Linked DNA regions of Homo sapiens: region 1 is linked to region 2. A link is a contact called in ENCODE Hi-C or POLR2A ChIA-PET data. All regions are on one chromosome and are shown on one strand. Each heading gives the region's core, a stretch centred on a gene start or an enhancer-like site at or near the end of the contact. The rest is flanking DNA. Distances are from core to core; before and after follow the strand shown. Region 1 overlaps PRKN (parkin RBR E3 ubiquitin protein ligase). Region 2 overlaps LOC102724087 (a long non-coding RNA gene).

Region 1 (3,643 bases), core at 594-3,093, 400 kb after region 2:
CTCAGACCTCGGCACGGGCTAACACAGAGCTGTGTAGGCATGGCGCTGGGACAGCTGCAGGGTGTTAGAGGGAGGGGCGGCCGGCGGGTCCGAGACCCTGCTGCCCAGGAGGGGAAGGCTTTGAAGAAGTAAGGACGCTTCTGTTACATGAGGAAGGGCACTGTGCGGCAGGGGCTCTGCCCACATCACAGAATGTAGTAACTGCGCATCCCTGAAGGACGGAGCTTGTCATTAACTATTTCAGCTGGAGAGATCAGTCTCAGAAAACTAAATAACTTCAGACCCAGGCCGCCTGGCCTGCGAGCAGTCGGTTCAGAATCGGAGCCCCGAGCTGCCTGGGTTCATACTCCAGGCCCCTGCAGCCTTGATTTCTTCCTGTCATTATCAAGTCACATGCTACAAAGAGGGCTAAGGGACTAAGGCTAAGATGCTGTCATGGAGATCTGGAAGTCCCCGGGGACTTTTGAGAGCACAGTTTTCAAACAGCTTGTGGCCAGGCGCAGTGGCTCACACCTGTAATCCCAGCACTCTGGGAGGCCAGTGCGACGGTCAGGAGTTCAAGACCAGCCTGCGAAACATGGTGAAACCCTGTCTCTACTAAAAATACATATAATATTTATATATATGTATATATTTATATATATTTATATATATTTGTATATATATTTATATATATTTGTATATATATTTGTATATATATTTGTGTATATATATAGCAACCTCAGTCTTGATATATATATATATATATATATATATGCTGGGCCTGGTGGCGCACACATATAGTCCCAGCTACTCAGGAGGTTGAGGCATGAGAATCACTTGAATCCAGAAGGTGGAGATTGCACCGAGCCGAGCTGGTGCCACTGCAATCCAGACTAGGCGACAGGGCAAGAATCTGTCTCAAAACAACAACAACGAAAGCAACTACCACCACCACCAGCACCCAGCTTGTGGTAAAGACAGTGGGAGAAGCCACCCAGCCCCCCTCCCCTCACTGCAGTGGCTCACCTGCCCTCCACTTGCCTGCTTCCCCTGGCACCAGCACTGCAACTCCACTCCCAGCTGCCCACCCGCCCTTCTGCCCTGGGCCATCGCTGCTGCCTGGCCGGTTCTCCCTTCCCCAACCTGCCGAAAGTGCTTTCAAGAAGGACACCAGGAGGCCACGGCTGCCAAAGCTCATGCCCTTTCTTTGTCATTGTCTCCAACTGTCCCACTGCACCTAACATGTGGGAAAGGGTCACCAAGAAGGCCCTTGGAGTTCCTGCCCTTCTCAGCATCACAGCTCTTCCTGTGCTTCCTATCCTCACCCAGCGGATCCACGGGGAGGGAGGGGAGTCCCAGACCCAGTGACTGCTGCCACTGCTGCCAGCCCCAGGGACCTGGGGGGCAGGAGAAGCAGCTCTATGACACCCCGGGAGTGGGCGGTGCCCAGGCCACTGGTTTAGACCTTTGACTGCCACTTCCGAGAGGGGATTTCTACCAGGAGGAGCACATCTTTGCTTTGCATCCTTCATGAGTGTCTTAATGCTGATGTTTAAATCCTTCTGGAGTGATCTCAAGCAGTGGCTGGGTGCCCACAGGTTCAAGATCACCAAAGCGATTCTAAAAATGATCCCAAGGCTTGTGTCCAGACTCTGGAGATTGGGATTCAGTAGGTCTGTGGCGGGGTACAGAAATTAGAATCCCTAAAAATGCCCTAAGGGGTTGCGAGGGGCGGGAGGTTTGGGAACCATTCATCCTCTGGAGGGCGATTCTCCCTTTGCGCCTGAAGAGGAACATGGTGAGCTGGGTAACTTACCCTCTGTTCCCGCCTTAGTCATCAAGCTCTAAAGCAATGCCTGCTTATTGTGTTGCCAGGAGGGGAAGGTTTTGTTGTGATTCAGCATCACCGCCCGATTGTGCAATAAAGTGTGGCTCTCACGGGGCAGTGTAACTGTTAGGTAATTGCATAGAATTCTGTGCCTGTCTACTGCTCACCCGTGGCAGGAGGAATTGCATGCATGCATGTGTGTACGCACGCGTGGTGGAGGTGGGGGTGGAACAGGACAAGTCTCTCTCCTAATATACTTCATGGCTGAAAATAGCGATTTCATAAATATATATATGAAACATCTATAATATACTTATATATAGATGTTTCATATATATATTTCATATGATTATAGGAAATATATTTCATATACATATAGAGAGAGACAGAGAGAATCAAAATTCCCTCAGAAAGGTAAAGGCATGATCGTCCATCTGTGGCTCAAGAGGAATAACCTCACAAGGGTCATCGTGAGTAAGATCAACACACAAACGGCTTAGCACAGAGCCAGGTGCACCCTGAATGCTAACCGTGTGTTTTCTATGATCACCACCATTATTACTTTGTTATTGTAATCATCACGATCATCTCTAAAGAGATGGGAATATGACCCTGTGGGAGTTTGTACACATGGAAAAGACCACTGAAGGCCTGGATTGGCCTTAAATCTCCTTTAAAAACACAAGTATGGGAGGCCGAGGCAGGAGGAACACTTGAGTCTAGGAGTTCAAGGCCAGACTGGTCAATATAATGAGACCCTGTCTCTATAAACACACACACACACACAAAACTCCACTGGTAAATCAAAATGTACTTATATAGGTTTTAAAAGCTGAATTAGGCTGGGCACGGTGGCTCACACCTGTAATCCCAGCACTTTGGGAGGCCGAGGCGGGTGGATCACGAGGTCAGATCAAACCATCCTGGCTAACACGATGAAACCCCATCTCTACTCAAAATACAAAAAAAAAAAAAAAAAATTAGCCGGGCGTGGTGGCAGGCACCTGTAGTCCCACCTACTTGGGAGGCTGAGATGGGAGAATGACGTGAACCTGGGAGGCAGAGCTTGCAGTGAGCCGAGATCGCGCCACTGCACTCCAGCCTGGGCGACAGAGCAAGACTCTGTGTCAAAAAAAAAAAAAAAAAAAAGCCGAATTAGCGCCTAGGAGACACATTGATATACATTGAAGCTAGAATAACTTAAGGAACTGCATATGTGTTATCTTTCCTGCTTTAAGAGAAACTCATTTGTGACACCTGTGTAGCCAATAATTAGACAAGTCTATTCTAATCCTAAAAATCCATTTAAGCCTGTTTTCCAAAAAAGAGCAGTTGTCATTAATCATGAAAACAGAGTTGGCTTAATTCAGCTATGAATGCTTTCAGGTGAATGACAGCTTTTAAATGTCAGCTTTCTCATCAACGCTCGCCTCTCTTCTCACAAACACTGAAACCTTCCACCTTTGCAGACAGCAGCCTTCCTGGCTCAGTCAAGCAGGTGGGCCAGTTGAGCACTGCTGCGTGTGAGCAGCCCGCCTCCTGCTGGTGAGTAAGAAAATGGCATCACTTTTCAGGGGCCTTGAGCTAGTCAACGTTACTGCTTGGCAACGGGTGTCACCAAAACATGTTTTGTTGTTCTCACATTGTCTTATGACTATCTCTTTTTGGAGAATATGTATATATGTATATATTTAAATGTATTTTGTTATTTTTTTTTTTGAGACGTTGTTTCGCTCCTGTTGCCCAGGCTGGAGTGCAATGGTGAAATCTCCGCTCACTGCAACCTCCACCTCCTGGGTTCAAATGATTCTGCTGCCTCGGCCTCTCAAGTAG
Region 2 (3,356 bases), core at 49-2,548:
CTGCTCTCCCGGTTGCCCCTGCTCCTCTCCAGGCTGCCATGGGTGTAAATAGTTGCTCATAAGTCTTGTGGGCTGAGTCCTGGGCTTTATTATTTGACTATTTAGTGAGCCTTTTCCAGGTGCTAGTTGTTGAAGAGAATATAAAAGAAATGGGAAACCTTTGCTCCCCCAGGGAATGCAGTCCAGCCAGGGAACAAATGTAGCACACACAAGGCAATCAAGTCTCAGGAGAAGGCTGTGCGGGAGGAAGTGGCCATGTGGGCCAGGAAAGCCAGGGCGGGGGAAGAAAGGGGCCGCCTGGGAGGCTGAGGACCTCATCAGGAAGGAGATGGGGCAGCAGCTGGATCCAGAGGATGGGGGTGGTTTGGCTGGGCAGAGAGCAGAGCGGACACTTACTGTTTGTAGCTGTTACTGAAATGTCATGCGTGCTTGTCTTATCTCCCAGCTGGATTGCACACTCCTTGGGGTAGTGACCTTTCCCTTGGTAATCCGCACAGAGCCATGCATACAGTAGGAGAATAATACACCTCTGCGAAATGAGGTCGTTCTGAAAGTGTTCAGAAATAAAGTCAGGAAGTTAATTCGCAGTTATTGAAACTGCTAATATTGGTAATGAGACATCTTTTGAAAATCACTGTTATTCTCTTCTGAACATCTCAATGCATATATTCATGATAAAGCTTGACTGGTTATCTTAAATTGTTAATTGTTTCATGCTGTGATGTTGACAAGGTTTTTTCTTAAACCCAACATGAGGAATGTTTAAAAAACAAACTTTTATCTCAGCCTAAAGTGCATAAGAGCCACTTCTACAAAGCAGGGAGTGTGATTTGCAAAACATGGCCTAGAGGAACTGGCATTTTGTTTTGTTTTGTTATGTTTTGTTTAATAATTAGGAGATGAGATCATTGAACTTGGAAGCCTGATAGCAATGGGAAGCCGACTCTGGACTGCAGATGTAGAAGATCCACTGGGTGGGATTTGTCCATGTGCATAGTGTGCAGTGAGGCTGCAGTGTAGGTAGTGACGGGGCTCCCTGTCCCCACCTGCTCCCCTGGACCCAGGAACTAGAGGTGAAACTAAGAAAGGAAATTATGGCAAAGAGAAAGACTGCATGTGGAAGGCAAGGAGTATCTTCACACAAATGCGTTTTCCCTATTTTTTTTTTGTCTTCCAAAGAAAAAATGAGAGCAAACCCAGTTCCCAGATAAAAGAATCAGAATACCCTCCCACACACCTGCCCTCATGTGACTGAGGCACTTGGCCAGTTCATAAACAAGCCATGGTGATGACCTATAACAGACGCGTCCTGACCTGGCAGACCGCAGGGGACGTGAAGAAGCTTGGCCTGAAATATTCTGACGTGTCCCAGCCTCACACTCACATAGTTCCTGGGCACCCAGAAAGATGGGGCCTAGGAATACTCTTATTGAGAATCTGGCATGAATGAATCACACCAAAGACTGCCAGCTAAGTGAGAGATTTACAGTCTCCAGCCTTGAGTTCTGAGTGTTTTCAGATGTGGACAGGGTCTGAGACTCTCACGTGACAAGCCATGGGCCCTATGCCGAGGCAGACTCCTGCTCTGTGCTGCTCCTAGGGAACCACGGCAGCTTCGAAATGCATTCTAATCTGCCCTCTTATTGTGACAGTTTATATTGTACTTAGAACCTAAAATTAAGACTCTAAACTGAGAAGAGTAACAGGCTCTCCAGTAGCCACTGTGGATTTGCATGCAAAGTGCAGACTGACATTTGAAACTCTTCACTTTTTACCCGCCACTCATCTTTCCAACCTTGTCACCCAGATCATCTGAGTGGTCTCCGTCCCTGAATCCCTGCATGCACTTTTGCTTTCTGTCCTTCCCTCTCCCTCAGTTCACTCCCACCAGCCATGATTTGAATGTTTGCCCCTTCAAACCTCGGGTTGAAATTTAATTTCCATTGCAATGGTATTGGAAGGTGGGACCTTTAAGAAGTGTTTGGGTCATGAAGGCTTTGTTTTTCTTATTGTGGGAATGGGTTTGTTATCCTGGGAGGGGAGGGGGTTGACCCCTCTTGCTGCCTCTCCCTCTCCCCCTTTCTGCCCTTCCTCTATGTGATGCCTTCTGTCGTGTTATGACAGAGCAAGAAGGCCCTTGCCAGATGCTAGCAGTTTGATCTTGGGCTTTCCAGCTTCCAGAACTGTCAGCCAATAAATTGCTGCTCATTGTAAATTACCCAGTCTATGCTATTCTGTTATAGCAACATAAAACAGATTAACACACCACCCTTTCTGTCTAGTGACATCTCATTTGTCTCTCAAGGCCCTACTCAAATGCTACCTTGTGCTTGAAACTATCTGTTTAATCAGCCTCCCTTAGAGTGATCCTTCCTTCTCCTCCCAGAAAGGCCCACATATATTGCTTTAGAACAATCATGTTTGGTAAAATGAATAATCTACCAATTTTAGCTTGATGACCCATCGCTCAATGTAATTTATTAAGCTCACTTTGCCACATCAGGTACAGATTTAGACACTAAGAGGAACAGAGATGCAAAGAAAACCAATGAGCTAACAGAACACTGGACTCTAGTTTGCACACTGATGTGCAGTATTTCTAATGTACCCATAAACATATTATTATGCAACATTTATACAAAGGTTTAAATTTCATATCAATAATTATTCTCTTTAATATAGAAGTATAGTATTATATGTATAATAAATATTTAAACATACTGTATATTTTATATTTAAAATATACTTATAAATCTATTATTTGTACTTATTTCTAAATGTGAACTGAAGAATTTGTTTAAAATATAGATGCCTGGGTCCTGCCCCAGGGTTCTGATTCACTTATTCCTGGATGAGGCCAAACGATCTGTGTTTTCATGTAGAGATTCCTAGGCTAGTGGTCCAAGGACCTGCTGGGAGAGACGCAGGGGCTTCCAGACTATAGGCGAATTTAAACATTTTCTGGTTGACAATTGATTTAGTTTGTCTCAAGACCTGGCGTCAATAGAAAGAAATGTTCAGGTTAAGATAAAAGATTGTGGAGACCAAGGTTCTTTTGAAGTCTTATACAGGCTGCCCTTAGAGGCAATAGATGACAAATGTTTCCTATTCAGACCTTTAAAAGGTGCTAGACTCTTAGTTAATCTCTTGAGGATTGGGAGGGCCTGGAAGAAAAAGATCTAGCTATGTTAATAGAGATTCTTTACAGATGCAAATTTTCCCCCACATAGGACAGCTTTGCAGGGCTATTTCAAAATAGGGCAAAGAAACATGTTTTGGGGTAAAATATGACTTTCTTCCTCGTCACATAATGTTATGCCGGAGTCAGATTGGAAAGTAAGTCACAACATATAGGG

The links. Hi-C counts contacts between places; a loop is a spot of excess contacts on that map. ChIA-PET counts read pairs that join two places held with the same protein, here RNA polymerase II (POLR2A). Pooled maps may share reads with other maps.
Region 1: a loop to region 2 is called in a map of IMR-90, with 19 times the contacts of the local background. The contact joins two enhancer-like sites. A Hi-C loop is called at or near these places in 1 of 168 maps with a recorded cell type or tissue (IMR-90) and 2 of 50 pooled maps. POLR2A ChIA-PET finds 5 or more read pairs at or near these places in 2 of 52 experiments (CD4-positive, alpha-beta T cell and activated T-cell).

Annotation. Positions count from the first base shown.
Region 1 is chr6:161,367,653-161,371,295 of GRCh38, forward strand. All of the region lies in intron 10 of PRKN (parkin RBR E3 ubiquitin protein ligase), which reads right to left. Among named protein-coding and RNA genes, the nearest start is that of AGPAT4, 95 kb to the left of the region's middle. Within about 2 kb of position 1,844, at least 2 of the 41 ENCODE cell types and tissues checked have a DNase peak (open chromatin) inside an H3K27ac peak, as active enhancers do.
Region 2 is chr6:160,973,138-160,976,493 of GRCh38, forward strand. The region is part of intron 5 of LOC102724087 (a long non-coding RNA gene); the gene reads left to right. Among named protein-coding and RNA genes, the nearest start is that of MAP3K4, 17 kb to the right of the region's middle. RefSeq lists an enhancer at 2,686-3,356. Within about 2 kb of position 1,299, at least 13 of the 41 ENCODE cell types and tissues checked have a DNase peak (open chromatin) inside an H3K27ac peak, as active enhancers do.